Regions from separate parts of the Mus musculus genome. Here regions 1, 2 and 3 are each linked to region 4. The links are chromatin loops, found by intact Hi-C in ENCODE. Cell type or tissue: heart. All regions are shown on one strand. Links, peaks and the distances in the headings refer to the core of each region. The heading gives the core; the rest is flanking DNA. Region 1 has its middle 15 kb from the start of Mitf. Region 2 has its middle 29 kb from the start of Gm24565. Region 3 holds the start of Mitf (melanogenesis associated transcription factor). Region 4 overlaps Mitf (melanogenesis associated transcription factor).

Region 1 (3,182 bases), core at 294-2,793, 66 kb before region 4:
AGACCACTCCTGAGACAACCCTCTTACCTGGGTATTGTAGAAGAGCTGGCCTTGGGGGCATAAGAGAAGGAGAGCTGACCCCACTCCTAGCAATAATTGGGAGAGCAAAGCTACACATTGCAGGAGTTGTGGGTGAGTAGGCCTGAGGTTATGAGTATAGGACAGCTGGCCAATGAAGTGACATGGACTAAGAAGAAATACCCTCTTCCTCCACCCACCACCAGCTGTGGTAGGTGGGAGACCTGGCTCTTGGGTCATGAGAGCAAGACAGTTGGTCCTACTTCTGACCAGCTGTAGCACTTGGAAGAGTAGAGCCTGCACTTCTCCTGGACAGCACAGTAGAGCTGACCATAGTACTAGGGACACCAGTGTGCCACCCCTGAGGCACAGGAACTTGGGGCAGCTGGGTCTGCCATTTGTCTATCTTGTGGTGACGTAGACGAGAGAAAGACTCCTCTGCTGCCCGCCCCCGCTCCACCCATGCACCCACCGCCACCTACAGTAGGTTAGAGAGCTGGCTCTGAGGTCATCAGAGTGGGAGAGCTCTGGTCTTGTCCCTTACCAGCTGCAACACTCAGGAGAGCAGGCCCTGAACCTCTCTTAGGCATCAGGGTAGAGCTAGCCTTGGTTACAGGGTTGCTAATGAGCTGGCCCCTGAGTGTGTGAGAGAGAAAGAGCCAGTGGGATGACCAGCTCAGATAACTCCCAGGCCCTGATCCAGGGCTTTGAATTGACCCAACATCTACCCCATCAATGAGCTGCTGGAGCCCATGAAGGGGCCAGTTCTACAGATCCAAAACTACAGGATCTCCATGACACAGGCCAACAACAGGATATCTGAGAGGAGTCCCAGTGAGGTTCCGATATTAACATAGTAGCTGAAGCCGGAGGCTTTGTACTGGACCAAGAAACATTTGCAAGCAAAGAAGTGTGGACAAAAGGGTATACTGTCAGACACAGTGTGACACACTATAGCTTCCACAATTTTTTTTCTCTGTTAGGAGATAACAAGGGTACAAGGTTACAAGGGAGAGGGCAGATTCAAGGGGATGGGGAGATGGGAAGTACTGGGGCACATGATGTGAAATTGACTAAGAACCAATAAAAAGTTTTAAAACTGAATCATCAGAGATAACCCCTACTCCCACTGTAAACCACACAACAATAACATATAGAGAGAGGACCTAGCTTAGACCCATACAGGCTCCCCGATTGCCAATATCTATGAGACCCTATGAGCTCAGGTTAGTTGATTCTGTGGGTTTTCTTGTGCTGTCTCTGACCTCTCTGGCTCCTACAATCCTTCTTCCCCATTTTCCAAAAAATTTCTGTGTTATAGCCAGTGTTTGGCTGTGGGTCTCTGTATCTGCTCCTAACAGTTGCTAGGTGAAGCCTCTATGATGACAATCATGCTAGACTCCTGTCTACGAGTATGACAATATCATTAGGAATCGTTTTGTTGCCTCCTCCTCCTCTTCCTCCTCCTCCTCCTCCTCCTCCTCCTCCTCCTCCTCCTCCTCCTCCTCCTCCTCCTTCTTGCTGGTTGTGTTTGGTATTGTGGGTCTCTGGTCTATTCAAGCTTCTGGTTTCTTGCCCTCCAGGCAGTGTTGTGTGTGCAGGGGAGTGCTCCCTCTTGTGGCATGGATCTCAAGCTGGACCAATTATCAGTTGTCCACTCTAAAGATGCATTTGTACTAACCAGGTGCCCTCCTCCCATGGTAATTTTGGAACTGAAACAGTGCTTACTATTAAGGGTAGACTTATATCAAGGGGATATGATGCAAGCATCCATTTTGAATAAGAGTGTGTATTTAAAGAGGCACTACTTATATAGAGAAGGCTAGACAAATCAAATATGGCGAGGAGGGGTCAAAGAAATAAAGGGCTCACTTTTTGATCCACATCTCTTTATCTATTCTTGTTCTACCCCTCAGGCTCTAGTGGCCAACTATTTACTCTATTTTCTGTAAAAAAAAAATCAGATTTTTATTATTCTTTATTTAAGTATTTAGGCCACATAACATTTTCTTTCCATGCCTGACTTACTTTGTCTGACACAATGCATCCCCATTTCTCCAGGCTCACATGAATTCCTGAATGACAGGTTTCCATTTTCTTTTTCATATTAAATAGTTTCATACACACACACACACACACACACACACACACACACACACACACAACTTTATCTTATGGTATTTATTGGATTCAAACCCAGAACCTGTGTGTGTTAGACAACCACTATACCACCAAGCTAATCCCTAAACTTGGCTTTGTTAGGTAGAGGAGTGTCTTCCTATGAAACCCAGGCTACCCTTGACCTTGATCTTATCTCACTATCTAGTCTTGACTGATAGGATGACTGGCCTGTGCTACCACCACACCCAGTTTAAAAGTACATTTCATTTATCTGTTGGTTGGGGGTAGGGGGGCAGGTAGACACATAGCTTGCTTCTACATCTTGGCTCTTATGAACAGATCTGCATGAGAGTGCAGTTCTTAATTCACACTGTTTCCCATTGCTTTGCATGTATATCAACCCAGAAGGAGGACTGCTAGATATTTAAAGTAGTGCCATTAAAGTGTTCAGAGGACGTCCATACTATGTCCATGGGGACATTCCTGATGACGTTGTCCAATTTTCTCCCCACCCACAGCATTGGCTATCTTTAGTCTTTTTTGCTGACGAGCTTTCTTGCTGAGGTGAAGATCTAACTCGTTTTGGTTTTAGCTTGTATTTCTCTGATAATTTGAGATATTAAGAATTTAAAAATTATTTATTTTAGCCAGGTGTGGTGGTACACACAGCACTCAGGAGGCAGAGGCAAAGCTCTGTTAAGTTTCAGGACAGTCTGGTCTACATAGTGAGGCCCTACCTCAAACATTATTTTATTTTTAAAAATTTTATTAGTTAGATATATTTTTAATTGTTATGCAAGACCACCAAAATCCTGTATGTTTATGAGGTACCATGAGGTATCTTGATAAATGTATATAACATTGCATATGGCTTAAGTCCAGTTAAAATATTTATTTCCTCAAACACTGACTGCACATTTTATGATAAAAGCATTAATTCCTCCCCCTAGCTTTTTGAGATACTTACTTCATAGCTGTTGCTTACAGTTACCTTGCTATGTATTAGTACAGTAGAGTTTCCTGTTTCTATCCAGCTGAAGTGG
Region 2 (3,182 bases), core at 286-2,785, 99 kb before region 4:
GAGTTCGAGCCCCAGAACCAAAGTTTTTTAAAAAGTGGGAATGCTTGAATGCAATTGTAATCCCAGTGCTGGGGAGGTGGAGGCAGGCAGATCCTTGAGGCTCAATAGCATGACACCCTGTCTCAAAAAAAAAAACCTGATGACACCTGAGCTTGACCTCTGTCCTTACGCATGTGCACAGAAACACATGTGTACTCCACGTGAATACACACATGCAAACTGTTAGAAGGAAATTGTTATGGCTTATTTTTAGTTTTAAGTGTGTTTAGGCCTCATTAAGTAATCACAGGGAAGCAAGAGGCCCTAGGCTCCTGTCTTCCACAGCTGGCAGCTGGCAGCTGCTTGTCTAGGTACTCTAAGTTCATTCCAGTGCTGCAAACCCATAGGCAGTCGGCTACATGAGTAAGCTTGTATAGCAGAAAAGGAGGTGATCTCAAGTCTCAGGACATACACTAGATAAGGCTGTGTGTCCCAAACTCATAGGGACACACAGGGCTTTAGGGCCGAGGCAATGCTAGGCACTGAGAAGATTGTATTTCCCAAGGAACTCACTCAGTCAGGGAAAATGTGTGTGTGTTCGTGTGCATGTGTTACTGTTTCGTGCCACATCAGCCATTTTTGCCCTTTCTTTACACTGACACCCAAGTTCTCATGGTCATAAACTATTTCCCTTTCACTACTCCGAGTCTCCAGTACTCTTGTTATGCAGTAAGGACCATTGTTTCTCACCATACACACACACACAGAGTCATCTACTAATTCAGGGTCTCGTCCAGCAGAAGGTTTCTTGTAGCCTCTAAGGTCATAGACACAGGCACAAATGGCAAATACTGCTTCCAGCAGGGGACCCATCCTTTAGGGACTGGAAGGTTAGACAAATGGCTCTGTGTGTGTGTGTGTGTGTGTGTGTGTGTGTGTGTGCTCCCAGAAATAAGCGAGATTAAATGTGGAATTGCTTAAAGCTTAGCAAGGGTATTCTCTAACTCAAGCTCCCCACACACACACTTACAGGTCCCATTCTGACAGCTTGATGGATCCTCCCTGGTTTCCCATTGTGTACAGAGCTTCAGATCTGTGTGGGCTTTAAGCAAATACCACCTGTTTTCTCTGCAGCAGCTGTTGCAAATAGCAAGGATGGATTGGGGCTCCGAATAGGGTCCTCAGTGAGAATGGGAGGGAGAGACGGAGGACAGGCTCTACAGAGTGCAGCTACAGCCCTTTCATCATTTTGAGGGACCACTGACTCCCCTGGGTTGGAATGCTCTGCAAGAAGTGTGGCCCGATTTTTTTGTTCATTTGTGACTGTGTTCTCCTTCTCCTCCTGTGTGAGCCTCTCAGAGCCTTAAAAGCTTGGATTCATCACTCTGTGGATGAGTGACCTTGGATGTAGCCTTTTGGTCTTAGTTTTCCTGTCCGTAAGCAAAGGAAAACTACAGCTGTCTTTGTGGCCACTGGACACATGGATCGAAAAGTCTTGGGGAAGTCTCAAGGGACTGTCTGTCCTGCGGCATGTGCCAACAGTAGATGGCGCTCCTTCTCCTTTGCCAAGACAGAAAAGGTTAAAGGACCAGAAGAGTTGAGTCTTCCATAAAACAGTATGAAGGTACCCATATTGGCATTCAGTCTTTTGCCTCTAAGGTCAACACAGATGTTGGTCTCAGCCTTCAGCCAAGTCCCTATCCCAGGCTCTGATTGGGGGAAAATCTATACACTGTAGTGGTTTAAATGTGACACACATTTTGTGAGCTCCTGTGTTTGAATACTCGATCGCCAGCTTGTGACACCATTTGGGGAGGATATAGAAAATTTTGGAGGAAGTGAAGCCCATGGAGATGTGGGTGAGCAGTGTCTATGTCATGCCTTTGCTCCTGTAGCCAACGCCACTCCCACCCCATCAACACCGATGCCTTACTTCCCATGACACACTATACTCTCAAATGGTGAGCCCAGTCTCTTAAGCTATTCCTGTCAGGGGTCTGTCACCTGCACAAGAAAAGTCCTTATTAAGTTGGCCATTACTCATACTGTGAACTAGGCAGGATGCCGCTGCAGGGGAAGGGATAAACTTACCACAGCATGTCTAATATGGACAAGAGAGGCTGGGTTGGGTGGCTTGAAATGGGTGGGGATCTTCTAGTATACAAGTGAAAATGCTGTCATTGTAGAGAGCAAGGGGAGTGTGGATCCAGACACCATACTTCAGATTTAGCTCATTTTAAAGAGCAGATGGAAGCCGTGTGATCGTTCATGTCTATAATCCCAGCATTTGGGAAGCAGAGGGAGGGGCATTGGTGTGATTTCCTTTGAGGTCTACTTATTAAGTTCTAGCCCATACTGGGCTACAAAGTGAGGCTGCAGGTTAAAAAAAACAAAAAAAAAACAAAAAAAAAACTGGAAACAGATTAGAGCTCTGTGGCAGAGTGCTCACTCAGCAAATGCAAGGGTCGGGGTTCAAGCTCCAACACTACAACAAACAAACACACAAAAACAAAACAAAAGCAGCTGGGATATCCTCGACAGTGTACCTGCTTTGTCACATCAGAAAACGAAGGTCCTTGGCTCTGTGACTTCTAAAACAGAGACATTTAGCATATAGGAATGAAGAGGCTGCTATGTTAATTTAACGTGAGGGATTGTGATCTAAAACCACAAATGGACCCAAGAAGTAAGCAGTGGGCAAGGCTGGGTTATGCAGCCATGGTTCTGGGAGGGACTTCCCAGTGGCAAATACACATTTGGGTGGATGTCTAGTAAATTATAAAGTCTAGGCAGATTTGCTTGCTTGTCCTGTGAATAAGAGAGAATTCTTTCTGCCTTCTTCAACCTTCACTATGCCAAGTCACACATTTTCCTGTCCTTATAAACTTCATCGGGATGGACTATGAAGTCTTCCATACACCTACTCCTTCAGTAGAAGGCAGAGAGGGAATGTCGGAGCATGAGACAAGTTTCACATCACAGCAGACAGGAAACCCGAGGAGGAGATAGCTGCTCGAAGCTGCTATTGTCGGTTTGAGAGTGAGTGGATAGCAAAATCATAACCTCTTAATTCTCAGTGGTCAAACATCATCTTTATTGAATAGGTGAGCATGTTGCTACCTGGGAAATAAGAATGACTGGTTTCAAAGTGGGATCTGAAACTAATTCTGTTACATGGTAGGACTACCCGCAACTAACTATTT
Region 3 (3,182 bases), core at 308-2,807, 51 kb before region 4:
TGTCAGGAGACAGATTGCAGTAGTTAATAGTTCCATTCTTCAGTCATGTGTGTCCTGAGGACCAATTGCAGGTTGTCATGTTTGCAAATAAGTAAATTTACCGACTGAGCCATTTTGCCTGCCCCTAGTGTATACAAATTGCAAGTAATTCTTTCCTTACTTTTGACCTTGCAACACCATCTCAAATAGGTTTCCTAATCTCTTCTTTCATAGATGAGGAAATTAAGGCTTCTAGGAATCCAATGGACATGTCTAAGATTACACAGGATTTCTTAGAAGAACTAGGAATTTCTGCCATCTTAAAATGCCACCCTTAACTCCAATGTCTCAAAGCACTCGTTGATGTTTTATACAACATGAAGAGTCCTGCTGGAACTAACCAGAAGACAGGTCTGAACATACAAATGAGCTAAAGTGCGGTCATTTAATACATCACCTAGCCGAGTACCTTGAAGCTGCACCGGCTTGCAATGTTAGGACAATCTCATCTGAACTCCCAGCCAACTGAGAAATTGAAAGCAGACGGTGGTGGTGGTGGTGAAGCTGTTTGGTAACTTGATGTCTTTTAAAATTAACTGAATCCTTCAAGTGCTGCTTTAGATTAGAGGTGACTAATTGGATAAAAGGAAAGGAGCCTTTCAACTGATGAAGAGTATTGTGGGAGCTTATACTGAGTTCCAGAAAAAGAACGCACAAGAACAACTCCTCCAATAATGCTTTCATTATAAAAGTGAAGTTTCCAACACTCTGTTTCAATAGAGGACAAAATGATGTGTCGCTGCAGTCCAGAAGAGCTCGGGGGCTAATAGAAAGTCCTTTTATTTTAAAAATGGGTTTTAACTCTGACCGAAACTTTCTAGTTTCAAAACCCCTTAGTGTTTTATTTTTTAAATGAACGCTCGGCGTGTCCTCGCAGATGTCTAAACCAGGAGGGACAGTAGAAGCCCAGGCTGAGTTGTTCTTATTAATATTAAACAGCCAGGTCTGTATCCTTGAAGCAAACCGGAGAGACACGGAGAGGAGCTGCTGACATTGACAAGGAATCCAAACAGGACTTGCACTATCCGTGTACACCACGTTGTCTCTCCCCGGTTTGACCTTCTGGGAGTTGTAGTTTTTGCGGAAGCTGATATCCTGGAGAGCTGGTGTGCTCTGCCCAGGCGGAACCACAAATCCCAGGGCGCACCGGGCTCAGCCCCTCCCGCTCTGGTGTGAGAGTAAACTCACCGCGCCGGGGCGGGCGGCCGGCTAGCGGGCTGAGTGGGGCACTGCGCGGGGCGCGCGGCTTGGGGTACCCGAGGCCCCCCATCTTTCTCAGGTGCCCGGGTTCTGGTCCAAGTCCCAAGCAGTGGAAGGCGGGCAAGAGGGAGTCATGCAGTCCGAATCGGGAATCGTGGCGGATTTCGAAGTCGGGGAGGAGTTTCACGAAGAACCCAAAACCTATTACGAACTCAAAAGTCAACCTCTGAAGAGCAGGTGAGTGGTGACAGCTGGAGGGAGGCGCGGCAGGAGGCCCATGGGCCCCGCGCCTGCTACCCTGGGAGGAGAACAGTCAGTCTGGATAGCTCTAGGACAAGGACCCCGTGCCCTTGCCTTGGGGTACAGGGCGACCTGGCCCCTGGCATTTAGGGTCCCGCTTACAGACGACTTGCTTGCATCCCAGGGTATCTGACAGTGGCATTTTGGGGACACCGCGAGTCTCTTGGGATGGCTCATCCAGACGTGGGGACCCTCGGCTGCAGATGCCAGCTGCTGAGCTAGATGGGGGCTGGGGCGGTACCCGGCGCGAGGTGGGGTAGGAGGAGCACCGGACAGGGACTGTGATCTGGTGCTACCAAGAGCAATTTTTCTGAAGCTCCCTAGCAGGCTGAGGGGCTCAGGAGAGGGGGATCTGATGCTCCAGGGCAGCGATGAACTGGCCTGGAGGTCTTCCCTTGTAGACCAGCCCCTCTGGGAGATACTACTCAGAGAGGCCTCTAGGTGAAGTTCACCTGAGCTTCACCTTTCACCTGCCACAGGACAGCACCGAGGAGGTGTGTGTGTGTGTGTGGGGGGGGGGGGTGAATAAAAGGAGGGGAGGAGGTTGTGGGTGGGCGTGTCTCTCAAGCTGGGCAAGCTGTCTGGAATAGAAGTCTTTACAAATGCAAGAAGGAAGGAAGGAAGGAAGGAAGGAAGGAAGGAAGGAAGGAAGGAAAGAGAGAAAGAAAGAAAGAAAGAAAGAAAGAAAGAAAGAAAGAAAGAAAGAAACAAACAAACAAACTACCTTAGAGGTCTGTGGTGGTTGGGAATGCTCTCTTGGCACCTACACACATTTAATTCTCCAGGCGCTTCAAGAACTTTGGGCCTAGAGTGAAGATGTTCTCTAGTCTGGTGCCTCCCAACTCTTCAGTACCTCTGCAGTATCCTAATCCCTCACGCCACCCTCCATTGCTACTTGCCTGGCAGAATCGGTTATCACTCTCTTTGGTCCCTCTGGACCCTTGAAGTGCTTCTTATTTGTCATGTTTACAGAGAGGGGGATAGTCACTGGAATCTGTGACTTTATTTCCACCCTTTCAGTTGTGCGATGAAGTAAGGCTAACATCATCACCTGGTGCATCAATTGTCTAGGGTCTAGATGAGTGAGGTTCCCCTGGTAGAGGGGCAGAGGGACTCACTTTCAGGGGCCAGGAAGGCAGAATTGAGGGGTGGAATCTTTGGTTTGGGAGACAAAAAGGCTGGGTCTTATAAAGTGGAGACAGGTTGCTTTCCTTCAGGGCTGGGACAGGACCTTGAATCCAGTCATGGGAACAAACTCTGGGAGGAGCAGAAGCCCTGGCTCCCTGGCTAAGGCAGGCTTTTTGCACATGCTTGTGGCAGAGTGGAAGGAAATGTGTTAGGCATCAAGATGCATAAACTCAGCCTTTCACTAGTGGCTTCTTTTCATAATGGCTATTTGTGTGTGAATGTAGATAAGGGTGTATTGGGTGCTCTGAGAGTGATACTGTGTAAAGCGCATTGTTGGTTATGCTCATTAGAGCTTTATCTGCATGTGGCTGAAGGGACCAGTGTTTTACTGAGCAGTCAGTCCCTGCTTTTGCTTCTATAAGCAAATGCTTACAAGGCCAGAATGAGGGGGGCAGGGGGAGTGTGTGCGTGTGTGTGTGTGTGTGTGTGTGTGTGTGTGTGTCTGAAAGAAATTA
Region 4 (2,500 bases), core at 1-2,500:
AATAAACTCTTCATTCCAAAAGTTGTCTTTGTCATGGTGTTTTATCACAGCAACAGTAGAGTAACATGGTGATTAAGAACACTTGCTTTGCTAGCCTGAGGACCTGAGTTAAAAATCCCCTGTAATAACCTAAATCCCACAATATAACCCAGTGCTCTGGCATTGAATATATGAGGACTAGTATGGCTTGCTGGCTGACAGTGTAGTTCTATGTTCAAAGGGAGTCCCTTTCTCAAAGGAATAAGACAGACCATGATAGAACAGAACACCTGACACTTTCCTTTGGCTTCCACATGCATGGGCTCATGTGTACTTGTACACATGTGCTAAGAAGCCCACACATGCTAAGATATACACAAACATGAGAGAGAGAGAGAGAGAGAGAGAGAGAGAGAGAGAGAGAGAGAGTGTGTGTGTGTGTGTGTGTGTGTGTCTTGGCTGTTTGAAAGTTTAAACTGGCTCAAGTTTTCAGATCTTTAATGTTGTAAACCTGATTACTCTATTATCCTAAGGTAGGCTTCTTATATCCAGAGTATGTAGGAAACATAGCAACGGTGTATTAATCACAGCTACACCCATCACGGTGTTCAAGTGTGTGTATAACTGTGTGTGCATTGTTAGAGATGCCTGTGTGTTGCTTTATTTGTGCCTTAGGACCTGGGAAGCATGGCTTAATGCTTTGAGTAACAGTCAGCAGACCTGGAGGAGGCCTTCATTTCTTGGGATCAGGGAACAGAGAGAACGTTCTGGAAATGAGCTTTGGCTAAGGAGGATCTTGTGTGCTGAGAGGCGATCTTCAAGGGGAGACAGGTCTGTGCGGTCCAGAGTAGATTTTTAATTCAGAGCAGGCAGTGTCTCTGTGTTGGTATGGCTACCCTCGATCCCACCAACCTCCAGTGCAGAACTGTCAAATGAGCAGTGGAAGAAGATGAAAGAAAGGCAGCAAGGCCAAAGCAGGCCTGCCCAGCCATGCTGTTCTGTGGCGGGACCTGACCGCCAGCCACTGGCCAGATGTTTGGAGGCTGTTCCTGGTTTCATTTCCCTGCTTTCCTGCACTAACTTGACCAACAGCAGCACTGGCTGGTGAAAACAGGAACAACACAATGCTTTCCTGCACACTTTCATATGCTGCCTTCCCCTCTTCCTGTGACCTCTCTCCCCTTCCTAAGCCCAAGTTTACTTTCTAGGGTTATCTTCTTTCCTTCTCTTCTGAGATCCTGTTCTTTTAAAGAAATCGGCCTTGATAGTTTGCTTTGTACCAGCAGTGCCTCCCCATGTGAACACCACAGCCTGCGAGAAGCTCACGCAACTTGGCTTTTAGGGATGTGTGCTCAGGCTGTAACAGTGATGCTCTGTATTTTGGAGCTGTCTCACCATAGACTTCCCAGCTCTTTGGCTCTTACAAATTTTTCACCCTTTCTTCCATGATGTCCCCTCAGCTTTAAATACAGGAATACAATACAAAGTGGTCAGCCATGAGGTGATATGCAAACAAGCAACACCAAATGGATTCGATTCAGTAGATTGTAGTTATATCTATGCTTATACATTAGTATGTGTGTATATGTATGTGTGTGTATGTATATATATATATTATTGATATCTATATATCAATATCAATATATATATATTTAGCCAAGGCTCGGGAAGATGTGATGTAATTACATTTTAATTATTTTTTAAGTCACCATTTTTACTGGCTGCAGAATGTTTCACAGCATGATTTGATTACAGTTTATTCATGTAAGCTGCCATTGATAGACTCAGATGGTTCCACTTTTCCAGCTAGTGAAATCAATAGCACTGCATATTTTAACTCCATTTAAAAGAGTATTGAAGTACTTTCTATGTGCATATTTTGCTTTTGTTCTAGTTTTGTTCCCATCTCCAAGCTCATTCAAGTCTTTAACATTTCTAAGTTGCTAATGGACCTTCTGCAATCCTTGAATTTGGTCCATCTGGGCTATCCCGTGCCATTTCTTGATCTCAAAACTTTCATCCTTTGCCTCAGGTGCTTGTTTACTGATCATGGCTGTCCTGTGTGTCAGAGTATACCTCAGAATATCCCTGTCCAGTGTGTATCTAACCCCCACCCAGTGGGGTGGTCCACAGTATCTCTCTAGATATGCCAACATACTCTTCAGGGTTGGAGATGATCCTGGTTGAGAAGGAGCATCATCTGCTGTGATGTGTATCAAGTGTACTTTATAAGAAAAACCAATACATGGCAGAAGTTACTTTTCTTATACATCCATCTATACACGCGAGCCTCATACTACATAGCACAGCCACATGGTGCACAAGGATGCTTTGGTCAGTAATGGGCCACATACATGACAGTGATCCCATAAGACTGTCACTTGGTGACACTTGGAACCATCTGAATTCTAGTGCATGTGGCAACTGTATTCTGAGCACAGTATTTCTTGCAACGTATTTCTCAGAACAGTTTCCTATCATTAAAAAAACACATGGCTGTACTGGAAATAAATCTCAATAT

Evidence for each region. A loop is a pair of places that touch in the nucleus more often than their neighbours do. Peaks named below come from ENCODE experiments on the same cell type or tissue, not always from the same donor. Only the 100,000 strongest peaks of a DNase experiment are listed, where the experiment ranks them.
Region 1: it touches region 4 in a loop (2.0-fold over the local background); 6 of 42 quality-filtered maps call a loop at or near these places.
Region 2: a loop joins it to region 4, with 2.7 times the contacts of the local background. A loop is called at or near these places in 10 of 42 quality-filtered maps.
Region 3: it touches region 4 in a loop (2.2-fold over the local background); 7 of 42 quality-filtered maps call a loop at or near these places.

What each region holds. Positions count from the first base shown.
Region 1 is chr6:97,790,669-97,793,850 of GRCm38, forward strand. No RefSeq gene overlaps it. Among named protein-coding and RNA genes, the nearest start is that of Mitf, 15 kb to the right of the region's middle. In heart, for the core only: a CTCF peak has its summit at 1,658 (motif pointing left); no DNase peak of the experiment used is centred there.
Region 2 is chr6:97,757,988-97,761,169 of GRCm38, forward strand. No RefSeq gene overlaps it. Among named protein-coding and RNA genes, the nearest start is that of Gm24565, 29 kb to the left of the region's middle. In heart, for the core only: a CTCF peak has its summit at 1,518 (motif pointing right); no DNase peak of the experiment used is centred there; H3K27me3 peaks cover 235 bases.
Region 3 is chr6:97,805,812-97,808,993 of GRCm38, forward strand. Mitf (melanogenesis associated transcription factor) reads left to right here and starts at 1,247. Exons shown (of 10, transcript NM_001113198.1): 1 at 1,247-1,476. The coding sequence starts at 1,373. In heart, for the core only: a CTCF peak has its summit at 1,250; DNase peaks (open chromatin) are centred at 1,160 and 1,670; H3K4me3 peaks cover 1,916 bases; H3K27ac peaks cover 1,334 bases.
Region 4 is chr6:97,856,857-97,859,356 of GRCm38, forward strand. The region is part of intron 1 of Mitf (melanogenesis associated transcription factor); the gene reads left to right. Among named protein-coding and RNA genes, the nearest start is that of Mitf, 51 kb to the left of the region's middle. In heart, for the core only: a CTCF peak has its summit at 1,085; a DNase peak (open chromatin) is centred at 1,015; H3K27ac peaks cover 590 bases.